2 separate regions of the Mus musculus genome follow, and region 2 is linked to region 1. The links are chromatin loops, found by intact Hi-C in ENCODE. Cell type or tissue: left cerebral cortex. All regions are shown on one strand. Links, peaks and the distances in the headings refer to the core of each region. The heading gives the core; the rest is flanking DNA.

What was found. A loop is a pair of places that touch in the nucleus more often than their neighbours do. Peaks named below come from ENCODE experiments on the same cell type or tissue, not always from the same donor. Only the 100,000 strongest peaks of a DNase experiment are listed, where the experiment ranks them.
Region 2: it touches region 1 in a loop (4-fold over the local background); 6 of 42 quality-filtered maps call a loop at or near these places.

What each region holds. Positions count from the first base shown.
Region 1 is chr1:119,535,595-119,546,365 of GRCm38, forward strand. It overlaps Epb41l5 (erythrocyte membrane protein band 4.1 like 5), which reads right to left. Exons shown (of 25, transcript NM_145506.4): 25 at 9,439-10,771. 3830432H09Rik (RIKEN cDNA 3830432H09 gene) reads right to left here and starts at 571. Exons shown (of 4, transcript NR_126486.1): 1 at 469-571; 2 at 168-316. In left cerebral cortex, for the core only: a CTCF peak has its summit at 4,977 (motif pointing left); no DNase peak of the experiment used is centred there.
Region 2 is chr1:119,088,818-119,099,588 of GRCm38, forward strand. No RefSeq gene overlaps it. Among named protein-coding and RNA genes, the nearest start is that of Gm41934, 33 kb to the right of the region's middle. In left cerebral cortex, for the core only: a CTCF peak has its summit at 5,078 (motif pointing right); a DNase peak (open chromatin) is centred at 5,092.

The DNA.
Region 1 (10,771 bases), core at 1,374-9,373:
CCCAAAATCTGTCCCACCTATAAGATGAACAGGGATAACGATGGGGCAGAGATTGAGGGAACGGTCAACCAAAGACTAGTCCATCTTAAAACCCATCCCATGTAGGAGAGTCAACCCCTGATACTATAATTGATACTGTTATGCTTGAAGACAGGAGCCTAGCATACCTGTCATCAGAGAGGCTTAATCCAGCAGTGGATGGAAACAGATGCAGAGACCCACAGCCAAACATCAGGTGGAGGTCTGGGAGTCTTGTCCTTGTGCATACACCTCAAGCCCACACATGTGTACATGATAATTTAAAAGGCACCAAAGACTGATAGGCAGAGGAGGAGGTAAAAGAATTAAGGCATATCTGTAACAGGCACCAGACCTTAGCACAGCTGGCTGCATGACAAAGGTGCCACTCAGTCTGTAAATCTCAACACACACAGAGCACCACCCGCCAAAGTCTCTAAATGTACCAACCTTGCTCTATGGCTTCTGTACTTCTGCTTCTGGCTAACTCTTCTTGTTAACTGAAGTGTGTCAACCCACAACATGGTTTTTATTCTTAAAAGCACACCATGAGGAAGGCTCAGGGCTAGACTGCGATCTCAAACACCCAGTGTAGCTGTTGGCTGACTAATAGAGTTTCTACTGGCTTAAACCCATGTCTGAATAGCCTCTTTGGTGAATACCTTTCAACAAAATCAATGTTATCTGGGGCTCAGGGAGGCAGCCCACGTAGGCCTCTGTTAGACATTCATGTTGGCTGGAGAGGTTAGGCTCCAACAGCCATGTATTGTTCACCTCTGTGTCTGACCTAATATCCTTGTGACTATTAGGTAAATCCTTTGGAATGTACACACAGATTTCTCCCTCTCATCAACCCAAAGGCAAAGAGTGTCACCTGATAGCATCTAAGGCTGACAGCAGAGACTGTCTGCTTGGTAGAAACATGAATTTTTAAAAAAAATGCCTTGATTGTTAACTGTAAGAATACACAAAACTGTTACCATGGTAGAACACAGTATTTGGGGTATCATGATGGAACATGGTATTTGGGGTATCATGAATCTGTATTTGTAGGCCACGGTCTCTCCTGTTTCACTATAACTTCTTATTTTGTTTGAAATCCACAACGTTTACTCAAAGGGACAGTTTATTGAAAAGCCAAACATGAGTGACCATGCCCAGAAACATGGATTAAGGTCAAGTCCAAACCCATGTTCCAATGTGGAATCAGTTATGTGACATTTTTACAGTAATAGACATAAGTCAAGACATTTTTCAAATATACTGTGGAGACATCTTACGGCAATGTGGGGACCTCCATTGTAGGCCTCAGACGCTGTCTGGTGATGCTTAGCCTTTTGGTTAATGGCAACTCTGGTTTGATTAAAACATCTCCCCTTTCTATTCTACCACTGAGCTAAATCCTCTCAACCCCTTTTTATTGAGACAGGGTCTCAATGTAGCCCAAGCCAGTCTGGAGCTCCCAATGTAGACAGGGCTGGCCTTGGCCTGACAGAGATCCACTTGGCTTGGTCTCTCCAGTGCTGGGATTAAAGGTGTGTAATCTGTTACAGGCTATTAGATCTAAAAAAGAGGTGGACAAGGAATGGCTATTTAGGTGACTAAAAATATAGTCCAGGTTAAACTGTATTTGGGCTTTGGACACTCCACAGCATGGAAGCTAATTAGCTCTGCAGAAGGGGCAGCAGAAGGGGCAGCTCCTGGGGATCTCTTGTTCACAGAACTGAGTGCTGTTTTGTGTCATTGTGTCATCTTGGTGCTGCGCTAAGTGACACACGAACAAAATGAAAGCAATTTGCTAAGGCAACTCTATAGAGCCAGAACCCAAACCAGGCTACCAAACACACTCACCAAGATGAACGCTGTCTTTTATCCCTGATGTAGGTGGTGACTGGGTCTCATTTTATTGGTGGGAACTTGATGCCCAATCTAATGCAACTGGTAATCAGCACAGAGGGGAGGAGGGAGGTCAGGGAAACAAGGGATGACTGCCTTTAACAGAAAAACTGCTCCTCTTGACACCGAATTGTTCATGTTACACCCAAACAGGCACCAGAGGGAGGGCAGGGGAGATGCAGACTGGAGAGCTGATGGACATGTGTTGGAGTCATGTGAGCTACCTACCAAACCTCAGGAGCACAGGAGTGAGAACAGGGATCAGCGTTGCCTTGGAGGAGGGAGTTAACAAAGCAAGCCAACTATCGTCAGACAGGCAGGGGAACAGGGACACGTAGTGCGAAGCCCGAGAGGCACACTATGGAGTCAGCTGGTGCTCTGCCCCTGCCCCACCTTTCTGAATACAGACACACCTTTGTGATTTGCTCTGCCCAAGCAACAGGGATGGGCGTCACTTTCAGGCAGAAATGGGACAAGCCCAAGCATTGCTCCTCAAAAGGGAGGCAGAGACCAGCAAATGCTACCATGAGGCTAGGCAAGGCTGGTCAGGGTTTCAGGAGTCAGGGGACAGAGAGCAACTCTTTCAAGAGTTGTGTCTAAGCCCGGCAGTGGTGGCGCACGCCTTTAATCCCAGCACTCGGGAGGCAGGGGCAGGCAGTTTTCTGAGTTCGAGGCCAGGCTGGTCTACAAAGTGAGTTCCAGGACAGCCAGGGCTACACAGAGAAACCCTGTCTCGAAAAACCAACCAACCAACCAAACAAAACAAAACAAACAAACAAACAAAAAAACAAAACCAAACACAAATCCAAGAGTTGTGTCTATGAAGGAGAGGTAGAAGACACGGCTTGTGATAGTACATCAGAAGCAGGTGGAAAGGTTTCAGTGCCACACCAAGACAGTACTGAGGCGGTACAGGGAAGGCACCCTGCAGGATGGGCTGCAAGAAGGACGGCTGGGAATGTTCCTGACTGTGACACTCTGCTTTTATCACAGAGGGATGAGATCACGTACTTAGGGTAAGGAAACCCCGAGGGGAGAGTCAGGAATGTACAGGAGAGGTGACTCAGGCAGTCTCTGCAGGTGACATCAGGCCCTTGTGAGTGGTGGCTGCATCTATCCAATATGGAAATCACCAGGTCAGTGCATGAAGCACTCAGGCCACGAGAAGGTTGGCTCTGTAGGTAAAGGCACTGCCACCGCGCTCAGCCTGGGTTCAAGCTCTGGGATACACATGTTGGATGGAGAGAGTTGACATGTGGATGTCATGAGACATGCCTCCACCTCCTAAAAGAAATCTAATTAGCTGGGCAGTGGTGGCGCATGCCTTTAATCCCAGCACTCAGGAGGCAGAGGCAGGCAGATTTCTGCGTTCGAGGCTAGCCTGGTCTGCAGAGTGAGTTCCAGGACAGCAAGGGCTACACAGAGAAACACTGTCTCAAAAAACCAAAAAAGAAAGAAAAAAATGAAATTAATATGAAATATTAACTGTGTAGCTCTCTCTCTCTCTCTCTCTCTCTCTCTCTCTCTCTCTCTCTCTCTCGGTGTGTGTGTGTTTTAGTTACTTTTCTATTGCAGTGATGCAGTGATTAAACAAGACCAAGGCGACTTACAGAAGAAAGTGTTCGAAAGGAACAGTATCGGCTTAGGAGCCCAAAGACCAAGTTCTCAGCACAAAGATGTATTTGCCCCAGAGAGACAGAGGGCAGGAATAAGAGACAAAGACAGAGGATGCGGGAGAAGGGGAAGGGTATTTGTCTTGGGGTGGAGGAGAAAGGACTGCCTCTGAATAGAGAAGCCAGAGGTGGGCCACAGGAAAATGGTAGTTTATAAAGGTACAAGGGGAAACCCCACGTTAAGATGAGGTGTTTACTTTTAACTGGGCATGTTAGTTAGGTGACCCAAAGGACTCTTTTGATTGCTGGACTTCAGTACTTTGATAGATGGACCTTGGTTGTCAGCCTCAGGAGGAAGAAGTGGCCAAATAAGGAATTGACCTTGGAATAGCTTTAGGGATGCAATCTAATGGGTTTTAGCAAGGCAGACACGTTTGCCAGGCCTGAGCCTGCTAGAACCCTTCAGGATTTATTTGAGCTTATGGTTCCAGGAAGATATGGGAATCCTGGCAGCAGGAACAGCTGAGAGTTTACAGTTTCAAACCACAAGCCAGCAACAGAGCAAACTTGAAATGGCTTAAAATGACTTAAAATTCTCAAAGCTCACGCTCGGTGACTTACCTCCTCCTGCAAGGCCACACCTCCTAAGTCTCTAGGATATTTAAGTCAAATAAACTCCTCCCCAAGCTGCTTGTAGTAGTGATCCTTTTTTTAAAGATTTTTTTTTGGGTTTTTTTTTTTTTTTTTTTTTTTGGTTTTTCGAGACAGGGTTTCTCTGTATAGCCCTGGCTGTTCTGGAACTCACTCTGTAGACCAGGCTGGCCTCGAACTCAGAAATCCACCTGCCTCTGCCTCCCAAGTGCTGGGATTAAAGGCGTGCGCCACCACTGCCCAGGATTTATTTATTATTATATGTAAGTACACTGTAGCTGTCTTCAGATCCACCAGAAGAGGGCTTCAGATCTCACTACAGATGGTTGTGAGCCACCATATGGTTGCTGGGATTTGAACTCAGGACCTTTAGTCGGTGCTCTTAACCACTGAGCCATCTCTCCAGCCCTATTAGTGATCTTATATCACAGCAATAGAAACCCAAATTATGACAAGCTCAGTTTGTTAATATTGCTTTCCTTGGAAACCACCTGAGCTGGGCCCCCAAAGGTCATTAAGCATTCTTAGAGTTCTGCCACTTCTCAGTTCTGAGGTCCAAAGCCTTCCACATTTCTCGAAAACAAACAAAACAAAAACCCAGCATGGTCAGGTGTGTCACAGCAACAGACCATTCTCTGGTACCAACTTCTGGTACTGTAATAAAACACCATGGGCAGGGGCTGGAGGGATTGCTCAGTGGTTAAGGGCACTGGTCTCTCTTCCAGAGATCCTGAGTCTAATTCCCAGCAAGCACATGGTGGCTCACAACCATCTGGAATGTGGATTGATGCCCTCTTCTGGCACAAAGGTATACATGCAGATAAGCATTCGTATACATTAAATAAATAAATACTTAAAAAAAACAAAAACCCAAACACCATGAACAAAGTAATTTATAGAAGGATCTATTTGGGCCTACAGTTCTGGAGGGTTTAGAATCTACCATAGCAGGGAATTGTGGCAGCAGAAACAGCTGAGGGCTCACATCTCAAATCCCAAGCAGAAAGAGAGAGCAAACTCAAAAACTGGCCATGTCTTTAAACCCTCCAACGCCCCCACCCCCACCCCCAGTGACACATCTCTTCCAGCAAGGCCCTACCTCCTAAGCCTCCCTAAACAGTATTTTCAATTGGGAACCAAGTTGACACTGTACATCAAGCCACCACCGTGTGGTCTAATGTGTACACACTTGCCTGTGTGTGGAGGCCAGAAGTCAACTTATTCCTTATTTGTTGAGAGAGGGTTTGTCACTGAACAGAGAGCTTGCCACGTCAGCTAGACCGGCTGGGGAGCAAGGCCCCAGCACTGGGGTTACACACATACACTACACCCAGCTAAGTGGTTGTTGGTGATTCTCATGAACCACCTCTCCACTTGGTGTGCAGCCCTTTCTACAGCACACGCTCAGTCTTTGCCACCCTACGGGGCAGGGGTCATTATAAGCACCCCCATGTTACATAGACCAGGCAGAAGGGAAGAGTAACCAGGTTCTGACAGGCTCTGTGTTCTGTAATTCAGCAATCCTCTAAATGGCTGGCTTCCAAATGCCATGTGACTTCACATTGTTAGCCATGAACTTTGATACTCTGAGAACTGTGTAGGGACCCGGTTTGACTGGACTGCAGCTGTGCTGAACAGTCATGTTGGCTTCTGAGTAACCCTATGATCCCCCCCCCCCCCATTCCCCGGCAGTGTTTCGGCGTATTCTAGAGCAGTGGTTTTCAACCTTCCCAATGCTGCAGCCCAGTTGTTGTGATGACCTCAAACCATAAATTACCTCATTGCTACTTCAAAAACTGTAATTTTGCTACTGTTATGAATTGTAATGTATGTGATATGCAGGATATCTGTTACACAACCCCAAAGGGGTCATGACCCACATGTTGGGAATCACTGTATAGATAAACACCCCTCCCCCCCCCCCCCCCGCCCCATAGTGGTGTGTGGAATTCTGTAACCAGACTCTAGTCCTGTCGGCATCAGGAATGTGCCTGGCACCCTTGATATCAGCTTGAGATAAACTAAGTACATTCCAGCTTCATTCTCTGACTTGAGTTTTAGGGATCCACTGGTCCAAGTTGCTGCTCTGAACCAGGCTTCTCTGAGCCCAAATAAAATTGCACCCTGTAATCCTGGATCTGTCTGCTTTTCTTCAGCCTTTCCACGCTTTCTGCCAACAGAGGCCAGTTCTTTTATACTGGATTTCTCTTTAACAGCAGACCCCTCTGATTCTCTGGCCCACTTAACAGTTCTACCCAGTGATCAGACCTGCTAGCCTAAGGTCCCTAAAAGATTAGTAAGTGTGTTAAAATTATGTGCAAATCTCCCATATGACCAGGTTTGTAGGTCTGTAATCTGAAACAGGACTTCCAGTCAGGAGCAGGGTGGTCTTGAACACGGAACCTTGTGTGTGTGTGTATTATTTTCTGAATTAACTTTATGGCTTTTATTAAATTATCATATTTCTTTACATTCCAAATGTTGCCTCCCTTCCTGGTCCCCCCTCCCAGAGTTCTTCACACTATCCCCACTCCCTTTCGGTTCTAAGAGGGTGTTCTCCCCCACCCCCAGCATTCCCCTTCCCTGGGGCCAGACAAGGCAGTACATAATCTGCTACAGAATGGAGGGTGTGGGGTGTGACCCCACATGTGTGTATACTCTTTAGGTTGGTGGTTCTGAAGGCTCTGGGTTGGTTGGCACTGTTGTTCCCCTTATGGGGTTGCCGTCCCCTTCAGCTCCTTCAATCCTTCCCCTCACTCTCCCATAGGGGTCCCCGACCTCAGTCCAATGGTTGGCTGTGAGCAGCTGCGTCTGTCTTAGTCAGCTGCTGGTAGAGCCTCTCAGAAGATGGATGGATCTCTTCCTCCATCTGTTTGTCTGTCTGTCTGTCTGTCTGGTCTCTCTCTCTCTGTTTTTGAGACAGGGTCTATGTAGTCCTGGAACTTGATGGCCTCAAACTCAGAGACCGGCCTGCTTCTGCCTCCTGAGTGCTGGAATTAAAGTACTTAGCTACCTAGAACTCTTATTTGGGGATTTGGGAGCACGGCAATAATGGAGAGAACATACTGTGGTGGGGAGTGCTGGCTGTCCACCGGGGAGAGAGAAGGAGACATCCAAAAGGAAGGCACACATACATACATCCCCCAGATCTGTGTGTGGAAGTGTGCTTTGCTTTGACAATGATTCCAATCCCCATAGGAAGGGACTCTGTGGCACAGCAACTGAGCTGTAGGACTTAGCTGCAGCTCTGCTTCCAGGCGACAAGCAGTACCAATGGGAGCAGACAAGAGCTAGAGAGCAGTGAGTCAATGTGCTGGAGTCTCAAGATCTGAGCCGTAGGCTTGAGACAAGTCCCTGTCGCTCTTTGGAGCTGTTTCCTATCTATACACTGAGGGTCCATCCTTCTTTGTGCATGTGGGGTGGAGGTGTGGAGTGTGTGTCACTCTCATGCAGCCCAGGCTGGCCTTAAAGTCCTTATGTAGTCAAGGATGACTTGAGTGCCTGATGTTTCTGCTCCTACCTCCATGTGTTGGGGTTAAGTGCACTCATTTCCTTGCCTGGATTAATGGTACTGGGGATGGAATTTTGGACTCTATGCTAGGTAAACACTCAACTACCCGAGCCAACTTTTCAGCCCGGAGGAGCCAGGGCAGCTCGTCCTCAGTTTCTTCCTTCCCAACATCTTGCTAGCCTAGGAGCATGAGCTAGATGGCTGTTAATCTGGCCTAGGACATTTGTGCTCCCTGTTGTTGGGGGTAAGAGATACTGTTACCAGTCTCCACTCAACCTCAGCATGGGGAGGTGGATGCTCTTTGAACAGATCATCCTGGGCCTCTGATCATAACTGACCCAAGAGCTGCTACCTCAGCACCCGTGTAGGCTCTGCCTCCCAAAGCACCTGCAGGCTCCGTCAGTGAAGCCCACCCGGGACTTGGGAAATGTTTTCTAGCTGAGCATCCACTCCCTTTTCTTTCAGGGAAGCACAGCCTGGGCAGAAGCCCCGCCTTCTGACTCCTAACAGCTGGGTGGAAACCTGTCCACACCAACACCCACTTTGTTTCTGCCCATGACAGCTTCCTGTGGCTATGGAGAACAATTCGCTTTTCCCACAGGTTGTCCTGCTTAAGTCAAAATGGCTTTTGCTTACTTTTTGTCAGCTATTTTCTTTAGTTTCCAGCACAGGTGAAAGCCTAGAAAAGCCCACCTTTCTCCAGGAGAAGAGGGGATGGGAGATGGTGTGACTTTCCTGGGAGCCTTGCTACCTGTGTGGTGCTGTGTCTTGGCCAGGAAAAGCCTGCCAAACGACCTGGACAGTCACTCTGTTCACAGGAGGGACTGGGGTACAATAGGAGGAGGCCTGACCACCCCCTGCCAGAGTCACACGGCATGCGCACTTTCAGAGGGCAGTCAGAGATGATTTACTCTGTGTTTGTGGGTAGTGAGCAGTACACACTCAAGTCCCAGATATGTATCTACTATCCTGAGTCCCTTAGCATGACGCTAAGCTAGTAGGCTAGGTATGACAATCAGAATTTTTTCATGTCAAGACAGTGTTGCTAGATAGTCTATGCTGACACTTAGTGCTGGGATTACAGGTATGTACTATCATGCTCACCTACCAATAACTTCAAAAGACCTATGTGTAGCCGGGCAGTGGCGGTGCATGCCTTTAATCTCAGCACTTGGGAGGCAGAGGCAGTTGGATTTCTGAGTTCAAGGCCAGCCTGGTCTACAGAGTGAGTTCCAGGACAGCCATGGCTATACAGAGAAACCCTGTCTCAAAAAACCAAAAAAAGACAAAACCAAAACAAAACCTTTGTGTTGTGTGTAAGTGGAGGTCAGGGGACAAGCTCATGTGTAGATTCTGGCCACCCTCCTTGCGGCAGGGTCTGTCGTTTATCTCTGCATATGTCCTGGTGCAAATGCCAGGCCTGGGAGCTTCAGGTGATTCTCCTGCCTTTGCCTCCTGTGTAAGTCACTGCTGGGATTATAGATGTGCGACCATATTTGGCTTTGTGTGGGCTCTGGGGATGTGAACTTGTGCGGCAAGTGCTTACTCACTGAATTATCTCCCCAGCCACCAAGGAGGGTTCTGGCCTTTGGAAACATTTCCACTCCTAATCTCCCACACCCACACTGACACAAATCCCCAACACTGTATCAGGGCTGCAATTTAGTCCATTTGGTTACAATAAACAGTGGCTCGGACTTAACAATTTAGCCAGGGCCATTCATGCTCAAGAAACAGCTCATAAAACATGAACTCTCATGGAAGTTTTATTGCAATGGGTCATACCTAGAGTTCTTGTTCAGTGTACAGACAACTCACAGTTCACTGCAGTGCTTCTAATACATACAACAGGAAGTCACTGAATATAGTGCATGTGATACAAAAATAAATTACAGTTTCAAAGCTACTGCAGAGCTTAACATGTAGAAAAGGTAAACACAAAAGAGCTGGTGAATCCTCATAATCGTCTATTGTATCCAGATGTGAGCACAGAAAGAGCACAGAGTTCCATGAAACCACACACACACACACACACACACACACACACAGAGAGAGATAAGAAGGAATCCTGAGAATTAGTGGCTATCACCCCCAACAACGCCATAAAGAAGAAGATAAGCAGTCCCACCAGAAGTGCACACAGCAGAACACAGCTCAGGCCAAGTCTCCACAGTGCAAACCAAGTTCCCTATCCTGGAATAGGAATGTTTCCAGTTCATCCTGACCATCCAAACCCAAGTTTCATTTTTTTCCAGAAAAAAAAAAAAAAAAAAAGCATCAGTGATCTATAAACCCACATTCTTTATTACATACATGTATGCAAATTTCCAGTCAACTGGATGGTCAAGAGATGGATCAAATAATAGGTCCAAGTCTTTCACAGCTGAGACCCACAATCTCCTTGCAGCCCTGTGGACAACTTGACACAATGTCCTCAAGTGCTGGCTGCCTGAGTGGCTGCTAGTGCTGCAGACCATGGACTGCAGGCAGCACTCTCCTGTGCTCAGAGCTGGGAAGCAGCACTGTGAATCAGCTGCAGTGAATGCAACGATGCTGAGTGCTGCCTCTGATGATGCTGCGCAGCACCAGCAGAACTGATTGGTGAAGTATCTGTTATCTCGGGGTCTCTATAGAACAAACTTAGTGGGTCTTGGGGACATAGCTCAGTGGCTGAGTGAGACACGGGCCTCACCATGTAGCCTTAGTTTGCCTGCAGCTCAGAGAGTGATGGGATTAAAGACATGCCACCATTCCCAGTCCAAGGTTCTGGTTATGACCCCTAGCAACTCAAAACCAAAGCCAACCAAACAGAAAACCTGTCAGAACAAGTCTATGCCAGACTCAATGGTTCATGACTGAAAATCCAGCCCCTGGAAAGCTGCGGCAGGAAGACTGCTGGGAGTTATGACCATCCTGGGCTCCACAGCGAGACCCTGTCTACACAACCAAAGTAAAACAACACAAAACAACAAATGAACATGATACCTGCCAAATGAAAAGACAAGAAGCTTTCTTAGAAACTATGTTCCCAGGTGTAGTGGCATAGCCTTTAATGAAGCACTCAGGAGGCAGAGGCAGGAGG
Region 2 (10,771 bases), core at 1,759-9,758, 450 kb before region 1:
AGTTGGCCATCATTCAAGGGATTTCAGTACTAGTGCAGAGCGGCAAAAAAGCCAGAGTAAGTGTGTGTGTGTGTGTGTGTGTGTGTGTGTGTGTGTGTGTGTGTGGTGCAAGACAAGGTCTGGTCCTCGGTACTGTGTGGAGCTTCCACTAAGTTCTATGATCCTCAGGGTCCCCGCGCTCTCCCTGTGGCTGCTGTGACACTGCCATGATCTGTCCTCTGTAATATCTCGGCCTTCAGGGTAGCCCTCCCTGAGGCCTTAGCCCTCGAGGAGATGGGAGGCACTGACGTAATTTTCCAGCTCCCCTTCTTTATCCAAGCAGGAGCATTCGAGTTCTCTTACCAATCAGCTTCTAGAATACAAAGGCCACTGGAGACCAAAGGTGGCTTCTCACGGGGTGGGCATGATTGTGAGTGTCTTGGGAATTTAGGATGAATTAGTTTTTGCCCTACAGAGAAGGTTGGGTACTGTAAAGAGGTGGCTTTGGTTTTGTGTGCACAGGGCCTCCCACCTGAAGGCTACAGGGACAGCAGGAATCTTATTTCACCCTCCAGTGTCCATCCTGGCTTGAGGAGGAGGACCACTTAGCACAAGCAGTCCCAGGCCTGAGGTCCTCCATCCCTAAGGGAGCAGGGTGGATAGGAAGACTGAGAACTCAGCCAATGTGTACATTTAGGAGGCTCTGGGGCCAGTTGGGAAAAGAGTCAAGGCGAGCTCCGGGATAGCCCAGAAATGGTCTGGGGCCTGCAGATGGATGGCAAGAGCAGCGGACAGGGTGGGAGGAGCTTGTCAGGGGGCGGGTCCGCGTCTCCCTGTGGTTCCTCCTGTTCAGGCTGAGACCTTGCCCCAAGAACTGTGTGTGTATGTGAACGTGTGTGAACGTGTGTGGGGTGTGAGTGTGTGTGCACGTGTGTGAGCATGAACGTGTGTGTGAATGTGTGTATGTGAGTCCAGTATGAGTGTGAATGTGTGCGTAAGTCCAGAGGTCCAACCTGAGTGTCTTCCCTCAATTTCTTTCCACCTTTTTTTTTTTTCACTCCTAAGCACTGAGCCATCTCTCACATTTTGAGACATCTCTTATATTTTGAGACAGGGTCTCTCACATTTACCTGCCTTCCCAGTTCGCAGAAGTGGCAGTAAAACTCTGACTGTTCACCCGTTTCCAGTTTCCACCGCTCCAGCACTGTGATTACAAGCAGGCGCCACCAAGCCTGGCTTTTGCTTGGGCGTGGGGGGTGGAACTCAAGTTCTTGGGCTTGCAGAGTTGAGCACTTTACCAACTTGGCCATCTCCCCGGCCTTCTGGGGCATTGCTTTATAAAGTGGAGAATTTTGAACCTAGACCAAGTAGAATCAAAATTGCAGAGGGCTCCTTGTCTGGCCCTCAGCGGCACCCACCCGGGACCCTGGTCGGGCCCCTCCACCTGTGCCCCAGCCCCCCTCCCGGGGAAGCAGCCCCAGCCCTCGGCTTGCTTGCACATGCATCGGCCTAAGAACATTCCCTTGCAGCTGGCCCCTGGCTCTTAGGCGTTCTGTCTGTGGAAAGGAGAATGTCGTGTCCAGTTTGAGCTGGATCCAAACGAACTTTTCTCCAAGTGGCTGAGGGAGGCATCTGCAAAGTCTCCAAATTTCCACCTCCTCCCCCGAAATGTTCACTTTGAAATCACTTCAGACCTACAGGAAAGTTACAAAGATTGTACAAAGAATTCCCAGTGTGCTCTTTGCCCACATTCTTTGGATGTTAACATCTTACATAACGGCAACACAGCCATCAGCACCAGGAAATTAACACTGATGACTGCGTCTGATCCTTGGGTTGTATCTCAGCCTGGCCTGCTCTTTCCCACTTTCTGCTGGAAGTCTTGCTAGATAGTTAAAAACAGGTATTGTTAGGGTTATTGTTATTATTATCGTTATTATCATCGTCATTTTTTAGTTTTAATCGTTTTTGAGAGAGGAGCTCGTGTAATGCAGGCTACCCTCACTATGTAGCTCTGTAGTCATGCATGACCTTGAACTTTTGATCATTGAGTGTTCGGACTGCATGTGTGCACCGCCATGCCCTGTTTATACTGTGCTGGGATGGAGCCTAGAGTTTTAGGCATGCTATATCATCATCATCTTGGGCATCATCATCATCATCATCATCTTGGGCATCATCCTTGTCAGCATCATCAGCATCATAGTCACCATCATCATCATAGTCTTTGTCATCACCATTTTTTGAGATGGGATCTTACCATGTAGCCCTAACTGACCAGGAACTTGTTATATAGACCCAGCTGGCCTTGAACGCATGGAGATCTGCATCCCTCTGTCCTCAGAGTTCTGAGATTAAAGGCCTATATCACCAGGCTGGGCATTATTATTATTTTAAAAGTGTACCAGCCAGTTATTTTACACAGTGCATGCTCGGTTGGGTTTTATATGATGTCTCCTCTAGATTAACTTGGCTTATGCCTGGCTGTAGAGACAGCTCAGTAGTTAAGAGCATGTGTTGTTCTTGCAGAAGACCCAAGTTTGGTTCCCAGCATTTGTGTGGTGGCTAACAACCATCTGTAACTTCGGTTCCAGGGGGTTCGAAGCCCTCTTCTGACTTTGGGTACCAGGCGCATATGTGGTGCATATACATATCTGCATGCATACACTACACACAAAATAGAAATAAATAAATCTTTTTTAAAAATGCAATATAGCTGGATAGTGCTGGCACATGTCTTTAATCCCAGCACTCAAGAGACAGAGGCAGGCGTATCTCTGAGTTCTCTGCTTCACAGAGAAGCCCTGTCTTAAAAAAAACTAAAGAAGAAGAGGAAGAGTAGGAGGAAAAGAAAGAGAGAGAGAGAGAGAGAGAGAGAGAGAGAGAGAGAGAGAGAGAGAGAGAGAGAGAGAGAATCCAATTTAGCTCAAGCACTTCGGGCAGAAAGTCTGTGAAAGGGACTTTTTTGTGCTAATCCCTGACACAGAATGTCTAGTTTCTTCATATAAAGATACTGTGTCCCCCCCCTTTATAGTTAATAAAGTATCTATGGTGAGAAAATTTGAAACTAAATTGCTTATCATACTTTTGCTTGCAGCCTTTCATGTCTACTGATGTCCACTGTTGGTCCCTTTTTGACATTTTGGCTGCCAGCCTCGAATGGCTGAGTCATCTGTCCAGCCTGATGATTATTTTAAAAAAACATTATTTATATTCATTCATTCATTCATTCATTCATTCATTCATTCATTCCACAGCACATCTGTGAAAGTCAGAGCACAACTTGTGGGAATCGGTTCTCTCCTTTCACTGTGTTGTCCTGGGGATTGAACTCAGGTTGCTAGTCTTAGCAGCAAGCTCCTTCACCCACTGAGCCATTTTGCAGACCCATTAATGATTCTTGCTTGAAACAATTCTCAAGGTGTTTAGTGACTGTTAGAAACTTAGCCTCCTTCCACATTTATTATATAAACTTCTTTGGGGACCAGTCTGGCTTTTTCTCCAATATATCCACTTATTCCTTAACTAGCTGGTATCTGTACAAAGTCGTAGATATTTTTTATTTATTATATTTCTTTTTAAACTGTGTTATAAAAACATTGCAAATGAAAACATTACACACAGAAGTTAACCAGAGCCAAAGACTATACAACTCAATGGACGTCTAAACAGTCAGATAGGCATCCGATGGGAGCAGTGGGGCTTCACAACGGATTCCACACTTTAACTAAGATGACATAGTCTATGCACTTATCCACCACAGAAATGAAATTTTATTTTCCTTTTAAGATTTGTTTTTATCTTACAGGCGTGTGTGCACGTACACCACAGTTGTAAGTGCCCTCAGAGGCTAGAGGCGGACATCGGATCTCCTGGGAACGGAACCATGTAAGTACTGCAAACGGAACCCAGGGCCTCTGCAAAAACAGCCAGTGTGTGTATGAACCGAGCCATATCTCCAGCCCCAGTGGATACGTCTTGAGTTTTCTTTGACCAGAATGAGCCATTTCTCTAAAGAACTTGGTTCCTGTTGTGAGAACAGTTGTTTAGAGACTGAAATCTGAGCTCTGAGTGCTGGAGAGATAGCCCAGTGGACAAAGTGCCTGCTATGGGAGCCTAGGGGCCCGAGTTCAAATCCCCAGTCCTCATGTAAAAGCCTGACAAAAAGGCTTTTGTGGGTAACCCTAGTGCTGTGGGACTGGGGTCAAAACACGAGGATCCCAGGCTCACTGGCTGGCCAGCAGAGCTGAAGTAAGGAACTCCAAGTTTAGAGAGAGACCCTGTCCTAAAAAGTAAATGATAGAGGACACCAGGCATCCACCTCTGGTCTCCACAGAGTTATACACAACAAAGTGCACCTGGACACACACACACACACACACACACACACACAGAGGCTTGATTAAGCCTTGGGATTGAAGGGTCTCTTCAAGGTTTGCAGGGCTCTCGGGGAAGGGAAGCTGGCCTGTGTGCCCAGCAAGGCCATCTCTGTGTGACCCCGATGCTGTCCAGGGCTGGGCTGGCTCCTTGCACACAGGAGGTTCTGGTCTTTTCCTAAAATGCACGATTCTCTCCATGGGGAAGCTCCGCAGAGTTTGAAATGATTGTGAGAACTTGAATGATTTATTTTATTATTTAAAAATGTCAATGTGTGTGTGTTGATGGTTTGTGGAGCACATATGCAAGTGTGCCTGTGTGTGTGGAGGTCAGGGATCAACACTGGCTACTTTCTTCTATTGCTCTTCCCTTTGTTTTTGGAGGCTGGCTCCCTTACGGAACCTGAAACTCGCCAGTTGGTTAAGCTGGCCGACCACTGACCTCTAGGGAATCCTCCTCTCGCCACCTCCTGCTCCCCAGCAAGCCAGTTACAGATCCACACTGTACTTTTGACTGGGTGCTGGGGACTCGAACTCAGGTCCTCATGTTTTTACAGTAAGTACCCTACCTACCGTGCACTCTCCCCCAGTGCACATTTCTTAACTTTCTTAAAGCGTGTGGGTCGGACAGTTCATACTCTTAACCTCTTCCACCTTTTAAAAAACGATTTCACCTCTTGAGAAAACACATTTGTTCTACAGTGCCTAGCGGCAATGTCTGATAGGACCACTAGAGGGAGGTGTTGTCCTCACCAATTGGCCTTGGCCCTTCCTGGTCCTTCCTCTGTGGTTACTTTATCTGCACAAAGCAACAGACACTGCATTGCCCCCTCACCAGGCTGTCGCTGGCAGCTCCCTGCCCAATGAGTGACATCACGGAGACTGGTTAAATGCTGTCAAGGTGATAGTGAAAGATGGCACACTGGACATTTCAGGCCGACCTGGGGAGCACTGCAGGATGAAAAAAAGTGACCACCAACCAAGTCCTGGTTCTTCCAAGCGCTTCTCTTCTCATTTTCTCCCAGGTCCGACCTGAGGAACACTTTAGGTTGGGTCATGAGAATGTGATTTGTAAACAGAAACTTCTTGCTTTTAAAGGGCAATGGGTGAACCCACCACCTTACAGTTTAAAACCCACGAATAGAATTGCTTTTTACTTTGCCAATGCCTCTGTGTGGCCTGATGGTTTATTTTCCTTTCCACAGCTGGGGATTGAATTTAGTGCCTCTTGTATGGTAGGCAGGTCCTACACTCCTGAGCTATGTCCCCAGAACCTCTCTCTCTACCCCTATTTTGGGCTATTGAGACATGTAGCCCAAGCTGGCCTTGACCTTGCTGTATAGCTGAGGGTGGGCTTGAGTTCCTGATTCTCCCACCTCCAGCTCTGGAGTGCAGGAATTGCAGCCTAGCACTACCGTTCCTTATGCACAGGGTTCTAAGGACTGAGCCCGAGGCTCCATATGGGCTGGGCACTCTATCAACTGGACCACCTCCTTGCTCCTAAGTTTCACGAGTCAAGGCCTCTCTAAGTTGCCTAGACTGGCTTTAAACGCACTCTGGACCCCAGGCAAGCCTTAGATTTGTGGTTCTCCTTTCCAGAGTAGCTGGGAGTACAGCTTAGAGCCTCCAGGCCTAGCTGGATGAAGAGCAGTTTTCTATAGAAAACGTCAAATAACCTCTTCTTTGTCTCAGTGATCCCACACCCTATAAAACAAGTGCTGATATTACAGAACACTTGCCAGTACTGGAAAGATGGCTTGCTAGTAAGAATGCACACTGCTCTTGTAGAAGACCTGGGTTCAGTTCCTAGCATCCACACCAGGCAGCTCACAACTGCCTGTAACTCCAGAAACAGAGGGTCCGACGCCCTCTTTTGGCCTCCATAGGCATTACAGGCACGTGATACACATAAACTCACATAAAAACACATGTACACATAAACAATAGTAAGTAAATTTAAAAAATTAGAAAAAGGGTTGTGTGTATGTGTGCATGAGTGTACATGTGCTTGTGTGTACACACATGGGTGCACGTGGGAGCTAGAGGTTGACATTGCATGTCTTCCTTGTTCACTCTCCACTTGGTTTATGAGATGGAGTTTCTTGCTGAACCCAGAGCTTTCAGATTTGAGGTAGGTCAGCTCACCAGTTTGTACCATGGATCTTTGCCTTTCAAAAGCCAGGATTCCAAGTGGGTTACTACCCTCATCTGGCTTTAATATTTTCTACATGTGCACATGTGTATATGTATGGACACTTTTTGTATATGTGTGTGTGCATGCGTGCATGTGTGAGTGTGCATTTACGTATGCGTGTGTGTGTGTGTGTGTGTGTGTGTGTGTGTGTGTGTGTGTGAGAGAGAGGGTATGTGTTTGCCATGGCCAGTACATGGCTGTCAGAGGGCAACTTGTAGGATCAGCACCCTCCTTCCACCCTGTGGGTCTGGGGATCAAACTGTTCTTGTCAAGCCTGGAAGCAAGTGCCTTTCCCTGCTAAGCCATCGGTTTTTATACAGACATTGTGACCCAAACTCCAGTGCTCATGCTTGCACATCATGCACTCCATCAACTGAGCTGTCTTCTCTAAGCGCTGCTATTCTTGTTATCGTTGTTATTAAATGCTATGTAGAATGCACGACATCCCCCCCCCCCGAGTCCCAACTCCAGTTTGCATCTTATTATTATCCTCTACCCACCATCTTCAACCTGGGACAGTCCTTACCAAAGTGTTGGCAGGACGGTCACTTCTGTGAGGTCAGTGTTGACCTGGCTCATGTGCTACGGTTTGCACAGTGCCCAGGAGGAGGTAGTGTTAGCTGCTTGCCCAGCCTCTCTGTGTGTGGAAACCTGCATAAGGAGTCCATGTGCATGGTAGCTCAGTAAGGCCTGCTGTTTCCCCGCATGCTGTGTGTGGGCTGCCCGGCCTGGGCTGATCTCGGCCAGCCAGAGCTAGGTTGGTCTGTATGATGCACCCCTCCCTCCCTCCCATCACCTCCAGAGTCAGTTTCAGTAAAACCTACCCATGATACATCCCAAACCTGGACTCCTTCAGGGTACCTGAAGTCTGGGAAGGGTGATATCTCTCAGAATCTATGCTTCTTGTCTGTATGATGGGGACATCAGAGCAGAATATTGCCATACTTGGTGTCTGCCCGGAAGTTTCCACTGTGGTATCTGAGAGGTAGGATTGCAGAGTGGCCATGACAGGTCTCGTCTGCACTCAGTAACATCTGAGGAGCTGGAAGTGGGCACATGCTGCAACCCAGAGCCAGCCATCAGGCCTTTCCTAGGCCAAGTGAGGGGGCATAGTCGCCCTGGGGTCTGCACAGCTAGTATGTGGGCCTGGATTCTGTAGCCAGATAATAGCAAGCTTCTGATGTATGAATGCATGGTGCATGTCGTGGCTGTGGGCTCATCTGATAGAGTTCATTTTTTGTTTTTGTTTTTGTTTTTGTGCGCGCGCGCACACACACACACACCTCCAAAAAGCTGGTCATGCTGTAGCTGGCGTGGCAACTACTCCGGGTTAAAAACAGGAGGATATCAGCTTGAGGTCAGCTTTGGCTACCCAGAGAACTCCCCTTTCAGAAATAAAGCTTAGGTCTGTGCAGGAGGTTGAAGCAAGCAGGCCGGGTTCTGGGGGCCTGAGGGCTCTGCCAGGCCTGTGGCTGTGGACCCAGCTCACTGCTGATGGAGTCAAAGGGCATTGTGGATGAGTGTGTCCCCTCTGAGGAGGGACTGTGGATTCCTACAGAGGTGGCTGGAGCAGGACTGGGGCTCTGCTAAAACCATCTCAGGCTATTCAGTTTGGGATTAGAGAGGAGAGCAACAGGCAGCCAGTCCCAGGTGCCCCTGACCCTGCAATGTCATTGCTCAGACAGGAAGTGGGCAGAGTGACACCCTCAGCTCAGCAGTTCGGCTGGACGGACTTGAGGCTGCCTAGACTTCAGACCATAGCCCAGGGCAGCTAGGGTGTGTGCAGAGGAAAGAGAAACGGCAGCTTCCTGTCCTCACACCAGTATCCAAACTCAGGACAGAGTCCAAGGACTCCACTCAAGACAGCATCGGGCTCTTTTCCTGTCTCTTAAACATGATACTTAAGCTATAGGCAGCCAGTGTACAGACGTCATGGTGGGCTCAGGGATTCTGGGATGTCACTTCCACTCTCTCTGTCCTTCCTCCCCCTTCTCCCCTCACACCTTTCCTTGCCCTCCTCTCTCTTCTCTCACCCTCTCTCCTTCCTTCCAATCTTTCATTTCCTCCCTCCTTCCTTTCCCAACATATAGGAACCCTCCCTCAGTGCCTGGCCTTGCCTGGGGTGTGGACAGAATGATGGGAGACAAGCAAGTGGGTATGCATGGGGCGTGTGTGTGTGTGTGTGTGTGTGTGTGTGTGTGCGCGCGTGCGCGCGCGCTAAGGCAAAGCAAGTCTGGGCTGGAGCATGAAGCTTAAGTCAGGGAACGTTGGGAAGGGCAGGCAGGAGGGCCGGGCCCCAGCTGGGGAGGCCATGCTGGTAAGCTTCCCTCTGAGGTTCAAGTTTAAGGTCCTCTTTGAGGCAGATGAGGATTGATATGGAGGAAGCAGAGCTCTGAGTTCCTGTCCGGTTCTCTACCTCTGTTCCCTATGGTCCTGGGTAGTGATCTTCCCAGGTATAAAATGGGACCAAAGACACCCACGTGTGAGCAGGGGCTGGGGAACTGAGGTGGAGCCACCTGCCTATAGATGCCAGGCTGCAGTTGGTGAAATGCCCCTCACCTCCTTGGTTCCAGTAAGGGCAGGGAGAGGAACCCAGGGTCTGCTCTTGAGCCCAAAGAGCAGGCTCTCCAGCTCCCCAGGTTGGTCCCCAGGCAGCCTGGCTCAGAGCCTCACTTTCTCAGGAAGGCCAAGTTACCGAAACAGATAAATCAATCTGTCAAGATCAGCCTTGGAGAAAGACTCTCTCAGCTACCTCAGCCAAGAAGCTCAAAGGGGAATTGTTCCCGGAGCCCGAGGAGGAAACAACAGATAGTTCTTCGCAGCTCTTCGCCTGCGGCCTTGCTGCCCAGCCCCCCTCCTCCCTTCCCTGGGCTGTAGAGAACACCTGTGCACCGGGGATCAGCCAGGGACAGCACCGCCTCTCCTTCTGGCTCCCAGGGCAGTGCCCAGCCCAGAGCCACCGTTGTGAGAGAAGGGCAGAGCCACTGTTTGGCTCCTGTCCTGGTTTTGCCTGGAGACCTTCTCTGGCCCCCGTGTGTTTGGTGGCCCTTGGCATTAGGAGGGTCACACGGCTGGAGGTGGGGCTGGCAAGCAAACGCCCATCTGGACAGACTCCTGTTCCGAGCTTGAGGTTTGGAAGGGATGGGGACCAGAGAGGCTGAAGACAAGCCGAGACTAGGGAGTAAGGAGCCCAAGGGGTCAATCAGTCCTCCAGTGCTCCCTAAAGAAAAAGGTTGAGGATGGCTTGTTTCTGAGGGCAGGGGGGACTCCAATCTGGAATCACAGCCAGCTCTGCCACTTGGCAGCTGGTGACATTGGGGCAAGTCATTTGTCTTCTCTGATAATCCCTTTCTTCACCTGGAGGCTTGGTGTTTGATGGGGTCTTCTGGTGAAAACAGAAGGTCTTGACCTGGGGGTCTCATGCTGGGAGCACTGACTGCAACAAGCAGCCATGTTGTTTCCTTGTCACGGAACGGGAAGATTCTACACAGTCACTTGACATCCATTTTCTCAATCTTGGAGGGGGGTATCATAGGGCAACTGAGGCTCCCAGTTTGCTATTTGGGTCTAAAGCTGTGTTACAGGAGTTTAGGGGGCCCCAAAGCTAGTGTGGATATATGTGTGTTCCCACGCATGTGCACATGCTTGTATAATGTATTCACATGTATGTGGGGGTGTATGTGTTCTTGTCTGTGCTGGAGCTGGAGGCGAACACCAGGTTCCTTTGCTATCACACTCTGTCTTATTCTCTTAGGATAAGGTCTCCTACTGAACTTGGAGCTAGGTTGGTAGCCAGCAAACTCCAAAGGTCTTCTAGTCTCTGCATCTTCCAAGTGCTTGGGTAACAGGTACACGGGGCCATGCCCAGCCTTTTACATTGGTTGAGGGAGCACAACTCAGGCAAGGAAGCCTGCCTACTGAGCTATCTCCTGAGCCTGCTATTCCTCAGTCTGCTCCACGTTGCAAACACAAAATGGGGAGGTCCAGTCAGAGGAGACAGGTAGGTGGGACCTGAGCCCAGACCCCAGCACATGTCTCTCTTGCCCTTGTGATGCTAGAGTGGCTGGCTGATCACAGCTTTAAGAAAAGAGACTATGGCCAGAAGCAGAGGAGGGGAGGGGGGAACATCAGAAAGAAGTATTCCCAGAACTGATAGGCAGGGGGAAGGAGCTCAGGGCACACCTGGGTCTGCGAGGTGCGGGACTGACTACCCAGCAGGTTG